Linked DNA regions of Homo sapiens: regions 2, 3, 4 and 5 are each linked to region 1. Evidence: chromatin contacts called from ENCODE Hi-C or POLR2A ChIA-PET data. All regions are on one chromosome and are shown on one strand. Each heading gives the region's core, a stretch centred on a gene start or an enhancer-like site at or near the end of the contact. The rest is flanking DNA. Distances are from core to core; before and after follow the strand shown. Region 1 overlaps MSI2 (musashi RNA binding protein 2). Region 2 overlaps MSI2 (musashi RNA binding protein 2). Region 3 overlaps MSI2 (musashi RNA binding protein 2). Region 4 overlaps MSI2 (musashi RNA binding protein 2). Region 5 overlaps MSI2 (musashi RNA binding protein 2).

Region 1 (2,895 bases), core at 143-2,642:
GAAAAATAAATAAATAATAATAAGCGGGGGAGGGGGTGTGGGTTTACTGGAAGGTCATTTTGCCTTAGGAAAGGAACAAATTAAGTCGAGGCTCACAGTGAGCCGGGAAATACATTCTCCATCAGACAAGCGACCTTGGGGCCTTCGGTTTTAGGCGGGAAAGGTCACTGGTAAGGCAGCCCCTTGTTTATGGAGCCCGGATACCAATGACGTGGTCACCTCCGAGAAGCACAATTACCAACAGGGGCACGCCAAACTCTTTTATTGGTTACCTCTTAAACACTCCAGAAATCTGTCCAAGTCCTTGCAGAATAGCAGAAAACAAAAGTGCTCTCAGCAGGAGGGGGAAGCCAGGACTCGATGATGAGCAATTAGTGAATCAATGACTCTCAGAGACACTGATTTAGACCAGCAGTTCTTATTAGCGACCGTCGAGGAAAATGCAGGGACACACAAAGCTTCCAGGAGAGACTAAAGCTTTAAAAACATTTTTTTAAAAATCACCACAAACTGCCTTCAGAGCTTCCCCCTAAAACACTTAAAATGTGTGCTCAGTCTGAGGAAAAAAAAAAAAAGACTATTTGTTGTTTCCTTAATGTCAAAAAAACAAGTGAAACTACAACCACTAGTTCTGTCGCCCCACATGAAAATTATTCTCTCAAAATCCCAAAAATGAGATAAGGAATTAGGTATTAGACAAAAGAAAGAAAGAAAAAATAAAGAAGAAAGAAGGAAGGGAGGGAAAGACAGAAAGAGGCTGGCTAGCTAATATGAACAGCATGAACTTTTTCTTACCCTCATCAGATTGCAGGAATATAAAACAGATTGGTCTCCACTCCCACTCCATCCATGTTGAATAAAAAGATACTGATTCACGTGATAAGACGTATTCTTTAGTACTTTCTTAATATAACCCCTCATCATCTAAACACCTGTTCGGAAAATCAGAACTACACAACAGAAAGTGAGTGGTAGGAGGCTTGGCTAACTGACGGGCAAGGAGAAAAGAAAACATTTCTAAAAATATAATGATGCTTGCTAAGAAAATAGAGTTCCATGTACACAGAAATTCTCAGGAATACCTACTTGGGGAGACGTTCCTGTAACTGTTTTTAAACATTCAGTTCCATCCCACAGAATTCAAAACACCTACTAAGAACACAGAAGCTTCCCAGGCATGACTGTGGGGGCCGGAACCTTCCACAAACTTTATTTGAAGGCTGCTAATAACATGCAGCTGGGCATACTTTCCCCACACCCCAGCCTCTCCTGAAAAGTGCGCCCTCCCACCACCACCTTCCTTTCTTTCTGATTTTGTGAATACCAGCGAACGCTGAGACAATGCGGTTCACCGTGAAAATGGAAAACCGCAAGTTGGCCTCCTCAGCAGCAGCCAGCCCCCAGCCAAGGGCCCTCTGCAAACTTCCCCTTTATTTGTTCCTTGGTTTGGTTTCTGCTGGGTTGCTAATCTATTTGCTCTAAGCTATTGGAAGAAGTCGGCAAAAGAAAACAAAAAGGCTTTCTTCCTAGCAGGGGAAAAATGGGTAACCTTGAACCCAAAGAACCCTCCCTCCCCTGAAACTCCGGCTACTCTGAAAGTTTGTTGCTATCTAACCTTGAAAACAGTATGTGCCTCAGGGTCCCCTCCGCACTGGGCTCTAACAAGGATGTTGACGGTTCCTTATCTAAGGGGAAGGATGCAAACAATTTTTTTTAAGGTGAAAAGAAGAAACTTCTAAGAAACCGACGCCAATCTATGCACAGAAAAACCTCCCCTATCCTCCTACAAGTCTTCCAGAAAGGGGAGGGGTTGAAGAAAGAGAAAATCCAAAAACTGATCACTGCTAAGCTCCATAGTTTCAATAAATTGTTACCAATGTTGTCTTCGAAGGCAAAAAAAAAAAAAAGGTCATTTTAATTCTGGTTGAGGAGGGCATAGGGTAAACCCCTGGCCAACTTGAGCTTCTCCCATCCCCAGCAGATGAGGCTGAGGTTGATCCAGAGGTGACCTGTGCCAACAAGCCCTCCCCCAATGGGGGCAGATGACGCCATGAAGCCCCATGCTTCTCATCTCCATGGTGACCCCAAAAAACAAAATCAACTCTACACTAGGAGACACAAGAGTCCCATCAACTTAGAAACTTTCTTCTTCTCAGTAATAGTCTCCTACAACATTTTAATGAAATACTTTTTTAAAAATTGGGGTCAGAGTGTTTTACGTGGGATTACAGTCAAACCACATCTTCCCATCTCTTCGTACTTATTCACTTAAAAATATATATATGCTGCAGATTTCAAAGTGGGCTGTGACTGCACAGCTGTAGGGAATGAGCTTGTCAAGAGAAAAAACACACAGGCACACCTCTAAAACACATACATAAAGCACACAGATTTATTTTTTGTTTGGAGTGAGAGACACATCAGTTCGAGTTCTAGGCCAGCAGCTGTACTACAAACGTTTCGGGGTGGCGGGTGCGGGGTGGATGGCAGGGGCAGGGGGAACACAGGAGTGAGCCTCAAGGACAGCTGAAATGAGGGCCACCTTCGAAACCCTGCAGCCAGGCGTCACCAGGACTACCATGACCGGGTGGAGGGCCCAGCACAGCCAATCCAACTCTTTCATTAAAGAAGGGAAAAAATTCAACAGGGATGAAAAGAAACCAATACTTGGGCAATGCTCAACTCAGCGGGCCCCTTTTGAGAATTAAAAAGGAAAATAAATCTGGGGCTGTGTCGATCCAGAAAATCAGAGCAATGGGCTTCCCTGTTGAGAGGAGGCCACTTGATTCGCCTGAAGTTGACTATTTGTGTTGGCACTAGATCCCCTTAAAGATTGTTTACAAATACAGAGCAATCAATATTTCCTAACCCAAGGGTCTCCGGGATAGAAACATG
Region 2 (2,895 bases), core at 296-2,795, 250 kb before region 1:
GCGAGCCAAGATTGCGCCACTGCACTCCAGCCTGGGCAACAGAGCCAGACTCCGTCTCAAAAAAAAAAAAAAAATTCAAAAAGTAAATGAGTATATAATAAAAAGATTCCCTCCGTCTCTGTATCTCAGGTTGCTTAATTCTCTTCCCCATAAAAAAGGAGCAAACACTTTTTTATGTATGTATGTTTTTAATGTATGTACATCTGCATATGATATGCACGTGTGCATAAAACATATTTGAGTGTTTAGTATGGGCAGAGACTGTTCCAAACCCTTTATACTCATTAAATGACGTAAGCTTCAGGCTAACCCAATGTCCTATTTTACAGATAAGGAATCTGAGTTGCAGAGAAGATAAGTAAGTTGCCCAAGGTCACACAGCTATTAAGTCCCAGAGCTTAGATTTGTCTCACTTCAGAGCATGTGATCTTAACCAATATGCAGTTCTAACTCCTTGTTACCGATTTTGCAGGCATCCTTTCAAAGATATTCCATGCACATGCAAGCATATGTGTGTGTGCAAAGCAGAGGAAAAAACAACCACGAAAGGGTTTTATTTTTCAAGACTAGGGTCCCCAAAACTCAAACACAGATTTTAGTTTGTTTGCCTAAAGAAGTTAAGCAGGTGGTTTCACTTAAGGAGGAAGGGGGAAGAAACCAGGCTGCCCCGCACTCTCCACTTGCGGGGAGTGGGGAGTGGGCACCTCGCAAGCGGAATCATTTAACTCTTACAGAGCGGGTGTGTTACCTTCACAAGGGAGTAAAACATCTTGTAACTTGCCTGAGATCACGCCCAAGGGAAAGCTGGGATCTGAAACCGAGTATGACCAACTCTAAAACTCAAGCTCTTTGCAGCATACCATGCTGATATACAGATACAGATGGGATAGCGTACACCCTCTGATCCACAAACTGAAAACAGAGGCTGAAGTCCAGAGGTGCATAATAACCGGGACCCCTCTAGGAACCTTAAGTCCCAACGGGGAGGCAGCCACCCAGGGCTTGCGGCGACCCCTGGCCCAGCCCTCTCCGGCCACTGGCAGTGCCGTGATGCTAAGAAAGGGGGTGCTTTTAATCAAGCTGCCATGCTAAAAGCTCCTTTCTCTTCAGATCTCCACACTCTGCCCTCACCGAGATCTTAAACCATGTTGTGAGAGTCAGAGCCTGGGCCTCTATGGGAACAGGACCAAACAAAAGATTCATTGTCCCTCTCTACAAAAAAACCACTTCTGGGTCAGTGAAGTTGCTGACCCTGAGCCCACTCCCTTTCTGCTTCCGTGGGCCACAGCAGGGGGAGGCAGGAAGACCTATTAGGTCACCACCCTTTTGGTGCCAGGGCTTTTATTCCAAAGGAAAGAAGTTTAAGATTTGTATTTTGGCTAAAAAAGTGCAGCTCATCCTGGGTACCAAACTCCCCCTGGCTTTGCAAGCTCCCTCTTGCCCCGGGCACCCTGTCCCCCAGCCCTGTTGCTAGGAAGTTGAGGGCTTTGTATTACTCCGTGTCTCCAAAGAAGAGCAGGTGAACAGAAACCAAGCTACTGTGTTGATTAATATCTCAAGAGACAGCGCCGGAATGGGCGCTTCCGGAATTGAGTTAACTCGGGGGAAAAAAATGAAAGCACACTCCTTGCTTTCCTGTCAGAAATAAAATTAAGGTCTTGGATCGATGTTGCCAGATTCTACAGGAATCCTTAATGGCCTCCTCTACATGTTTTCAAATTCACATTCCCCTTCAACCCTACCCTTTTAATTGGTTATTTGCGAGGTCATGTTTGCACCAATTTCTCAGGAAGGCTAATGGTGTTTATTTAACGAGAAAATAAAATGTGCAGACAGCTCCGGGGCTGGTCTCTGAAAGATGGCAAAGGGTGGGCTGACTCTTTATCCCACCCCCTCCTTTGCCCTCCATCGCTGCAAGGTTACAGGGCCTGGGGATACAGCCCTGCAAGGCAGTGAAGAGGCGGGTGTGCCCCTCACGGTGGGCACGCAGCATGCCCACCCCCTCACACAGTCCCAGCTTTAGAATGAGCCCACTGGAGGCACAGAACCTTGGGTTCTGAGAATCTGGCAGAGGGGCAATGGCTGTCCTCTTATTGCCACTGTTGGACTAGGCGATTCTTCCTTGTTCTAACTCAAGTGTGCCCAACATTGAGGCTACACAGAACTCTTTTCCAATGGAAACTCTTCAAGTACCCAAAGGCTGCAATGAATGACCACATCACAGCTCTCCACTCCCCTCAAGACCTCTTGGACTCAATCATATTGAGTTTCTACCCCATTCTCACCATTCTCTCCCAGATTCCTGTTGGTCAATGTCTTTCTTAAACAGTTGCCCACCGCCCCACCCTCTGCCACCCAACAATGGTCCACTCTGGAAAGAGAACTGGATTTTCACCTAACCCCATCTAGGACCCTGAACTTACCTAAGAGAACCCAGCTGGCATGTTACATCACACTACGGACTAAACTGAAAGCTCTGGGAGGCCAGGAACCCTGGCTGTTGGTGGTGGTCTATGACAGACTGTCCGCTTTCTTGTCAAGTGGTTTCTAATCCTGGTGCAGAATTAGGATCAATACCAATAGTGACCAACTGTTGGTTTACAGGCTTCCAATAAACCCCTTAACACATCTCAGACTTGGGAGAGGATTTGATGGATACTTAACACCATCAACAATTAGTGAAAAGATAAGAGCAGATTTGAGAGGTGGGGAAAATACTACCGGTAAAATGCCAGCAGGGAAGACAGGCAGCAAATCCTGCTCCAGACCCCAAACGAGGGCAGCGTGGGAGCCAATCTTTTGCAGGCTGCCCTCCTGTCACATCAGCAAAAGTGTCATCACCAGCTGTGATTCTACACATCCTTATCATACTTTCTACTCCCTCCAACAACCCTT
Region 3 (2,895 bases), core at 271-2,770, 180 kb before region 1:
CATTCATGTGGCCCAACACGAGGGCATTTCCCAGGGCAGGTATAAGATGAGTGCTGTCAGCAGGAAGCAAGGAAGCCGCACCACTTAACAGGGAGGCTAGTGCAGGCTTTCACGACAGTATCTCATGCCAGGTGGGCACCGCTCATGGGGCTCTGTCATATCTGACGATGGAGACGGACCGTTTTCAACTCAGAACCAAGGACTTTTTGGTAAGGTCAGACGTCTTCTGGCCAAGCTGAAGCCAGAGGCTCTGCAGGCTGCCTACTGGACCAATCTCAGAGAAAAGAGGAAGGGACAGGAACAGAGTGGCCTACCAGGAACTCTCAGGCTTCCAAAGAGTGTCCCAAGGGGCAGCAGCGTGGGAGGATGCCCTGCCTCTCCCCATCTCCTCCTTCCAGCTGAAGAGGCTGGCCCACACCCACACCCCGTAACGAGGCAGCAGTCTTCTTGCTTGCAGCCATCCTCAGAGAAATGGATCTAACCATGTTCTCCCCAATCTGACCCCCTACTTGAGATCTGTCCAGACCCTTCCAGAAAGGTGGCCTATCCACTTCTGCTTCTAAGACACCTCTGCTTTTCCTTTTTGTTTTTTGAAATAGGGTCTTGCTCCGTTGCCCAGGCTGGAGTGCAGTGGCACAATCATGGCTCACTGCAGCCTTGACCTCCCAGGCTCAAGTGATCCTCCTGCCTCAGCCTCCTGAGTAGCTGGGACTATAGGCACGTGCCACCACGCCTGACTAATTTTTGTTTTTTTCTGTAGAGATAGGGTTTTGCCATGTTGCTCAGGCTGGCCCCAAACTCCTGGGCTCAAGTGATCCATCTGCCTCAGCCTCCCGAAGTGCCGGAATTACAAGCGTGAGCCACTGCCCTGGCCAACTCTTTTTCTACCTCCAGGTCACTTCTTTCCTTCCTTCCTTCCTCAACTCCCCACCTCATCTCCCAAAATATCAACCAAGGAGACAGAACCACTGTGAGTCCAGAAAATATTCTTGAAAACACACACACACACACACATACACACACACACACACACACACACACACACGTTCATTAAACTGAACCAAACTACATGTGAAAGTAGACAAGGTGGAGACACTTTAGGGGTGACAAAATTCAGGTAAACTCTTCAGTCTGAAGTGTTCCAGTCTAAGGATCCAGAAAGTGTCGAACAAATGACAAAGAAGAGGGCGATGCTGGTTGGATAATATAGAGAATGAATGCACAGAACTGGTGTTGGAGGGTAGGTCTCAACTATTTAGAGAGGGGGAGTGCTCTGGACTGGGCACAGCAGATGTGCTGTCCAGGGCCAGGGGCAGAGCAGGGGGCTGGAGCAGTGGGTTCACACTGCTGAATGGATGAAGCTGAGGTTGTGATTGGACTGGACAGGGAAGGGTCTGGAAGGCCAGGTATGAGAACACCCCGGAGATTCTGATGGAGGCACCCCCATGTGAAGGCAGTGCTCATGGGGAGGCAGAAGAAGCCCCGGGCTGTTGGGGAGGAGACCCAGCCAGCTGGGAGGGCGGGGCAAAGCCTTAGTGGGTGGGTGACTAGGGCCTGGACAGGAGGCAGTCTCAGTGGGGCCATGGGGAGGGAGGCTGTAGAGACAGAAGCGGTGACTGGCTTGACAGGGGGTGGCTTTCTCAAAACTCTGAGAAGTCTCTAGGTTTTACTCATGCTGGAAATTCCCCAAGATCAAATTTTTTTCAAGTCATTTCAAAACTATTGGTCCTAGTCAGACAAAGGTCCTACTCACCCTGCCCACCACCCCCACTCCTACATACACAATGCTGGAAGGTCCAGCCCCACGCCTTCCCTCTCAATGCAGGCTTGACACTCCAGACGGAAAACAAGCCACCCTTGGCAAACTGAGCAGGCCGGGGTCCTAGCAGAAGGGAGAGGGCAGAGGGACACAGGTATCTATCTATATCCCTCCCAGAGCCCAGGACTAGCGTCCTCCAAGCTATAAGCAGGGAAAGGGGCACTCGTTGCGATGAAAACTGCAGCTCCTTAATCCTGAGACCTGTGGTGGAAGGGGCCCCATGGCCTCCACTGACATCCAAGCGGGAGTCTCCCAGCTATCACCATCCTCCGTTATGGACACAGGTGCCCAAGGAAGAGGGAAACACCAGGAGAATGTCTGAGTGCTTGTGTGTATGACAGAGACTATAACAGGAAGGTGCCGGCACAGCAGCCCTTGCAATTCACCAGGAAGGAAGGAACTCTGGCTATCCAGAGGCCTCTGCCACATTACAGACTTAATGGCCCATAATGCTTTGGGGGCCAACATTCCCCTCTTGATGAATTTCAACTCAGTTGTCTCTGCACTTCACCTAAATGGATTGCCTTTGAGGAGGAAATGCTTTAAGTGATAAGGCTTATTCAGGAGAATGTCCTGCTCTGTGCTGGAATATTTTTTGATCGATAGAAGGAAATTCTCCAAGTATGCAGACTCACATAGATATACCCTTTTTCTTGTCCACACTCATAAACCCCTGCTGGGAACTGCAGCCTACACAGAGGAGTTAGTCAATGTTCCAGAAGAAAAGTTTTGTCAGAGAAGGGCAGGGGAATCTAGAAGCTGCAAGGTGAGATGTCTGGGGTCACGTGGGCACAACACCCACCTCTGGAAAGGCAAAGAAAGGAGTCCTGGCAGGGGCTGGCAGCCCAGGAGGCACCTGTCCATCTCTGGTGGATGGCTGGGACCCACACAGTAAGGTGAACCATGAAGGGCCAGGCAGGTGAGGTGGCACCAGAGAGACACAGAGCAAGAGAAAGTCGGAGAGAACCCTAATCCAATGTGACTGGTGTTCTTACAAACAGGGGACATTTAGGCCCAGGCATGAGCACAGGGAGAGGGTTACATAAAGATGAAGGCAGAGATTGGAGTGATGTGTC
Region 4 (2,895 bases), core at 188-2,687, 160 kb before region 1:
AAAAAAAAAAATCAGCTGTGTTGATGTACAGGACCATGAACCCACGCGGAGGCCAGTTTAAATGTACAGCCAAGCAAGGGAGGTCTCCAGGGTGAAGGGAAGAATGCCTCCCTGAGATCCCTTCACCCTTCTGTCCTCCCCATGAAGCTACAATTATGAAATAAATAGTGAAATAATAATGAAAGAAACCCCTGCAGGCATCATCTTTGCCTAAAACAATGACTACTATTGCTACACACCTACTGTGTGCCAGGCAACATGCTTTAAGTACTTCCCATATGGCAATTAATCTACATAATGTCCCTTATGAGGCTGAAATTACATGCATAAGTTTAAATAACAACGAAAAGGAAGAAAGAAAGCACAGAATCAGGCTGAGAGAAAAGGGAAAAGAAAGGGACCCTGGTGAGAGATGCCTTCTGTGCTGGACCTCACAGAGGGACTTTGTCTTATAGGGTCCTGTCTTCCTAAAACAAAGTCTCCAAGAAGTTCAGAGATTTACAACATTATTGAGTCCTGAAGCTGCGATTCAAAACCCAGTTCCAGCTGAGTGCAGAGGTCTGTCTATATGCCAATGATACTTTCATACTTCTTGAAAAAAAATCTACCTCCCAGCAGTGAAAACCAGCCAGCCCAGCTGGTTGCAGGGTGGTGAGGTGACAGAGCAGGCAGTGTGTAGGGCATGGGGACACCTCCCAAGGGATTTAGGAGAGGCAAGAGGGGTGGACCAGAGTTCATACAAGCTATTCAAGAGCCTCAGGGCAGCAATTTAGCACCAAATGCATGAAAAAGAGTCAGCCCTGGGCCTTGGAGGGAGTGGAACCTCTCCCTCTCCTTGGTCAGCCATCTTGTCCTCATGAGTCACCAGGCCCAGGCAAGGGTGTGGGTGGTTCTGCAAACCCGTCCCCGTCAATGGAAACAGAATACAAAGACTTCATCCTCACATTAGTGGGTTACCAGCGTCACTGCCTCCTACAAAGCGCTGCCTGAAAACATCCGTCTCCAGCACGACCAGGTCCCTGCAGCCCTGGGAGAGCGGCAGGGGGCAGTGTTGACAGGAGCAAGCTGGCCAGAGCTACAGCTCCCACCCGGGATGGCCCCTGACCCGAGGCCTCCTCTGAGCCCAAGGGAACCCCTCTGGCCTAGTTTCCTCAGGAGTAAAAAGAGATAGTCCAGGTCTACTCCCTCAAACGTTTCTGTGGCTTAAAATACCAGAAACACCAACATCCCAGGCATAAATAAGGGTACCTGTGGCCTCTTGGCGGACCAGAGGACCAGGGCAAAACCTGCTTCCCCACCTCCTCAGTCCTTACCCTGCACGCCAGGAAATCACATCCACACCCATGCACAGGGGCACATAAATGAACAAACCCACGCTCAGACTCAGTACACAGAGTATGTGAGCCTGCACAGACTGCCATTCATTCAAGTCCCATGGCAGCCTGCCAAATTATAAATAGCCCAGCTCGTTTTTAAGATGACCAGCGTTCAGCAAAGCCCTCTGGCCTTCAGCAGTATATGAGCCTCCTCTTAACCTCTTTTAGCTAGATGCTCAACAAGGAATCCAGTCTGACCCAGCCACGCTACACACACACACACACACACACACACACACACACACACACACACACACACACACGGATAACAAACCCCAGGTAAGACTGTCTGATAAACAGCATCTGACTGATGCTAAGCCCACAGATACGGGGTCCAAAAGGGTATCCAAGTCACAAGAATGACAAACACAAAGCTATTTCAAAGGGAATGAGGGGCACGGCTTCCTGTGCCCCAGCAAGCTCTCAGCAGGCAGACCCAGCTGGCCACCCAGTTCACTTCTCAGACCTCTATTAGAGCACAGGGCACCCATCGCTGCCTCCTCAGCTCACAGTTCAGAACAAGCCCTGCCTCCCCACCCTTTCAAGCACAGTTCAAACTGCCTTGCATGGCTTCTAGGTCAAAACACCACAAGTGACTGGTGGTTTGAAATAAACAGCTAACTCTGGGGAGACCAAACAGTGGAGATAGATCACTCAGCCTCACCCTAAGCTATAATCAAAGAGATAACCATTGGTATTGAATCTTAGCTAGAACAGACCCCCCCTCTTATCCCACCCCAAGCATCACAGACAGAAGTTTCCAATGAGGAATTTCTCAATTCTCTTCATTGTTTCAATTTTCCCCTCTGGCCCTCACACACTATCCCAAGACTTCGGGCCATCCGCTAAGAATCCTGGAAATGTATTCACTTATCAGATTCTTAGGAAATAGTCCAAAGTCTGAGCCTTCTACTATGCTGTGAGCTCCTTCTCTACTAAAAATACAAAAAATTAGTTGGGCAAGGTGGCGCACGCCTGTAATCCCAGCTACTCAGGAGGCTGAGGCAGGAGAATCACTTGAACCCGGGAGGCAGAGGTTGCAGTGAGCCAAGATCGTGCCACTGCACTCCAGCCTGAGCGACAGAGCGAGAGATGCCACCAAAAAAAAAAAAAAAAAGACAAAGCCTATCTCCCCAGTGCCTGGCACAGGACCTGCAATGCCATCCTCCATCTAATGAATGAAAGTCACCTCAAGGGAGGTCCCTGTGGGATGTTGATGAAGGCTTGGGTTGACCCAACTCTCTGCCCGCAAATATCTAATCTCTACCAACAGCCAAGGAAGTGCTTTCTGCAGAGTCCTCCTCGTCCTCTAAATCAGGTGAGGCCATAGTTTGACTACGACATGCCACAACCAGGTTGAGTGCAAATCCTCATCCAGACCTACAAATACCTCTCAGCCTCCAACCTGTAAAATCCCATGAATCACATAGGCTTGATCTGAGCAATCAAAAACTGCCAGAAGCCAAGCCTTCCCCAGCATCAACCAGAGGGACGGAGAAATGTGCCTTAAATCATGCCT
Region 5 (2,895 bases), core at 201-2,700, 140 kb before region 1:
GCTCAAGGGAACAGAGCTACTAGGTAGAAGATCTTCAAATGTATGTCTGATTTTTCCCTCCTCATCCCAGAAGGATACCTTGGAGTATTAGAGAGACTGCATTTTTCTCATCCTGATTCATTTAGTCCTTCATTCTTTTGTTTGAAGAGCTTAACAGAAGACAGCTCCTACACAGGGCTCTCTCTTTCCAGGTAATAACAAGCTCTGAGAACATTCGGAGAGTTCAGGGTTCATGCTGCCCCAAAGGATCTCTGAGAAGAACCAGCCCTCCACACAACCAGCTGGAACATCACAGTGATTGCCCCTGCAGGAGATGTATATAATAAAAATTGAATGCTGCAGCATGAACTTCATACATACTTGTCCTCTTGGTTTATTCATCAGAAATAATTATCTGTGCTTGCTTTCACAAGAGCACATATTTTATAGGGTACATTAAAATTTAATGGATTTTTAATAATATTGTAACTACCGCAAGAGAAAAACTGGAAAAAGCTGCGCCACATGTCTTTGTGGCATTTTGGTGGTTTGGCTCCAGCTTCGCAAAGAAAGAACTCATTTGGTGAGGAGGGGCGGGCAGGAGAGAGTGAAGAACCCATGCAAAACGCTGGGTGGGTATGAAAAATTTTATATTTGACTACTGGCATGAGAGATCTGTGCTGAGGGAGGGAAGTCAAGAAGGAAAGATGACAAATCAACAGGCATACTTTAACAAATGGCAAATTATGCTGGACTTAACCTGACTTTGGGCAACTTGGGATGTAGCTCAGAACAGAAGGAGGATGGTGATGGTGATCCACGCAACAGACACTTCAATTGTGGAAAGGCATGAGCAGGCGCTGGCCAACAGAATAGAATGCAGCTACAGGGCTGGAAGAGATCTGAAATCTCATCCAATGTCTACAAAGCCGAAATTTGTAGAAAAGATAGCCAAGGCCCAGAGAAGTAAGACGAGGCCCAAGATCACAAAGGAAATTAGCAGGTCTTTACATTTCTGTCGGGCTTCTTCTATTACTGTGTGTGGCCCAGGTTAAAAGCATATACTTAAATCTAACTCGAATGGCGAAGATAATGTTCTCAAGTCTTTAATAAACTGCTGGGTTGCAAGCTGCACATTTTTAGCCATTTCTGGGAAATTTAATTCCATTAATTTTCATAAGCCATCCCATGGTTTTTATTTTGATATGCATCACAAAAGATCACTCTATTTTAACTTTTTGGGAAAAGTTTTTTCTCTCCCTATGGGACTCGAACCCACATATCTGAAGGACTCATTAAAGAATAGAGTCCTATCTAGAGGCCAAGATGAGGTGGCCCCTTTAGTTCCTCATAGAAGGCTGCTATACACGCACCCAGTACAGTCATCTGGAGCCTCCTGAAGTGTCACCAGTCCAGAGACCAGTGTCTATTTCTGGACAAAGAAAGAAACCCATGGTGCCCTGCCACCAATGATGCATCCACAGCCAGGCTGACTCACCCATTCGTAAGTGCACTGCCAAAAATAACACCTTGCCAAAATTACGTTGCCTAATCTTTGACAAAGTAATATCCAAATTAAAATGAAAAAAAGGCTTAAATGTCAAGTGATGATGGTGATTTACGCTGTACTGATTTATATAATGCGCCACATCTCAGATGGGCCAATTTTTCCATGACATCAAAGCAGACCACGAGCAGGGTTAGCGGTGACAATGATGGCTGGAGAATGAGCATGGGTCTGGAGTTTGCTAGCCCTGGACTGAGCGCTCTCTCTGTCCCTTGGCAGCTTTGTGCCATTGGGCATGTACTTTCCTGTCCCGGACCCTCATTTTCCTCACCTGTGACAAGACAAAAGAATACCTACCTCACAGGGAGACTGTAAGAATTACCCATTTATCTTTTTTTTTGAGGCTGAGTCTCACTCTGTCACCCAGGCTGGAGTGCAGTGGTGCGATCTCAGCTCACTGCAACCTCCGTCTCCTGGGTTCAAGTGATTCTTCTGCCTCAGCCTCCTGAGTAGCTGAGACTACGGGCACCTGCCATCATGCTCGGATAATTTTTGTATTTTTAGTAGAGATGGGGTTTCACCATATTGGCCAGGCTGGTCTCGAATTCGTGATCTCATGATCCGCCCTCCTCAGCCTCCCAAAGTGCTAGGATTACAGGCGTGAGCCACCGCACCTGGCCCCATTTATCTACTAATAAAAGCAGTTCGTGTAGTACCTAGTACACAGTGGAGATGCAATTAATGAGAGTTATTATTTAAAATACCTGGTATTTACTATCACTAAATACGATTTGAGTGGATTGATAGTTCCTTTCAATTTTCATATGTAGAACTATAATTGTAAAGCTGTGTAACATTTGATAGTATTAAATATTAAACCACTGTGTAATTAAAGCCCAAAATGTCAAACACTGCAGCATAAACTACCTGACAGGCCTCCAAATGCCCTTTCACCAAGGTGTGATTTCTATTTATTTTGCTTTGTTGTTATTTTTGTGGTTTTGAGATGAAGCCTCACTCTGTTGCCCAGGCTGGAGTGCAGTGGTACAATCATAGCTCACTGCAGCCTCGAACTCCTGGGCTCAAGCGACCCTCCTGCTTTAGCCTCCCATGTAGCTAGGAGTACAGGCACATTTTTTGTACAGATAGGGTCTCACTATGTGACCCACACTGGTCTCAAACTTCTGGCCTCAAGCGATCCTCCCCACCTCGGCCTTCCAAAGTCTTGGGATTATAGGCTTGAGCCACTGCACCAGGACTATTTATTTTGTCTCAGTAAAAGTATACTGTGCCTGAGGAGAAGGAGGAGGAGGAGGAGAATGAATGGGGAGGAGGGACAGAGGGAGAGAGGCAGAGAGGAAGTCCACCAGTAGTCTAGAAGGTTCTACATTCCCAGGCCTTGTCTCTTA

What was found. A loop is a pair of places that touch in the nucleus more often than their neighbours do. ChIA-PET counts read pairs that join two places held with the same protein, here RNA polymerase II (POLR2A). Pooled maps may share reads with other maps.
Region 2: a loop to region 1 is called in a pooled map, with 2.6 times the contacts of the local background. The contact joins two enhancer-like sites. A Hi-C loop is called at or near these places in 2 of 50 pooled maps. POLR2A ChIA-PET finds 5 or more read pairs at or near these places in 4 of 52 experiments (A673, AG04449, T-cell and 1 more).
Region 3: a loop to region 1 is called in a pooled map, with 8 times the contacts of the local background. The contact joins two enhancer-like sites. A Hi-C loop is called at or near these places in 1 of 37 single-sample maps with no recorded cell type and 8 of 50 pooled maps. POLR2A ChIA-PET finds 5 or more read pairs at or near these places in 4 of 52 experiments (CD8-positive, alpha-beta T cell, GM12878, activated T-cell and 1 more).
Region 4: a map of CD4-positive, alpha-beta T cell shows a loop between it and region 1 (2.7-fold over the local background). The contact joins two enhancer-like sites. A Hi-C loop is called at or near these places in 5 of 168 maps with a recorded cell type or tissue (CD4-positive, alpha-beta T cell, CD8-positive, alpha-beta T cell, gastrocnemius medialis and 2 more), 1 of 37 single-sample maps with no recorded cell type and 12 of 50 pooled maps. POLR2A ChIA-PET finds 5 or more read pairs at or near these places in 6 of 52 experiments (A549, GM10248, IMR-90 and 2 more).
Region 5: a pooled map shows a loop between it and region 1 (2.4-fold over the local background). The contact joins two enhancer-like sites. A Hi-C loop is called at or near these places in 1 of 168 maps with a recorded cell type or tissue (uterus) and 3 of 50 pooled maps. POLR2A ChIA-PET finds 5 or more read pairs at or near these places in 4 of 52 experiments (A549, Caco-2, IMR-90 and 1 more).

The regions. Positions count from the first base shown.
Region 1 is chr17:57,283,913-57,286,807 of GRCh38, reverse strand. All of the region lies in intron 5 of MSI2 (musashi RNA binding protein 2), which reads right to left. Among named protein-coding and RNA genes, the nearest start is that of MSI2, 29 kb to the right of the region's middle. RefSeq lists an enhancer at 1,701-1,970. Within about 2 kb of position 1,392, at least 10 of the 41 ENCODE cell types and tissues checked have a DNase peak (open chromatin) inside an H3K27ac peak, as active enhancers do; they include GM12878, where a contact is called at or near this core.
Region 2 is chr17:57,536,364-57,539,258 of GRCh38, reverse strand. All of the region lies in intron 7 of MSI2 (musashi RNA binding protein 2), which reads right to left. Among named protein-coding and RNA genes, the nearest start is that of MSI2-AS1, 71 kb to the left of the region's middle. Within about 2 kb of position 1,545, at least 2 of the 41 ENCODE cell types and tissues checked have a DNase peak (open chromatin) inside an H3K27ac peak, as active enhancers do.
Region 3 is chr17:57,462,141-57,465,035 of GRCh38, reverse strand. The region is part of intron 6 of MSI2 (musashi RNA binding protein 2); the gene reads right to left. Among named protein-coding and RNA genes, the nearest start is that of MSI2-AS1, 140 kb to the left of the region's middle. RefSeq lists enhancers at 1,335-1,414, 1,515-1,834, 2,771-2,895 and a silencer at 1,714-2,008. Within about 2 kb of position 1,520, at least 2 of the 41 ENCODE cell types and tissues checked have a DNase peak (open chromatin) inside an H3K27ac peak, as active enhancers do; they include GM12878, where a contact is called at or near this core.
Region 4 is chr17:57,439,158-57,442,052 of GRCh38, reverse strand. All of the region lies in intron 6 of MSI2 (musashi RNA binding protein 2), which reads right to left. Among named protein-coding and RNA genes, the nearest start is that of MSI2-AS1, 170 kb to the left of the region's middle. RefSeq lists an enhancer at 795-854 and a silencer at 1,265-1,324. Within about 2 kb of position 1,437, at least 24 of the 41 ENCODE cell types and tissues checked have a DNase peak (open chromatin) inside an H3K27ac peak, as active enhancers do.
Region 5 is chr17:57,421,451-57,424,345 of GRCh38, reverse strand. All of the region lies in intron 6 of MSI2 (musashi RNA binding protein 2), which reads right to left. Among named protein-coding and RNA genes, the nearest start is that of MSI2, 170 kb to the right of the region's middle. RefSeq lists a silencer at 1,352-1,552 and an enhancer at 1,402-1,581. Within about 2 kb of position 1,450, at least 10 of the 41 ENCODE cell types and tissues checked have a DNase peak (open chromatin) inside an H3K27ac peak, as active enhancers do.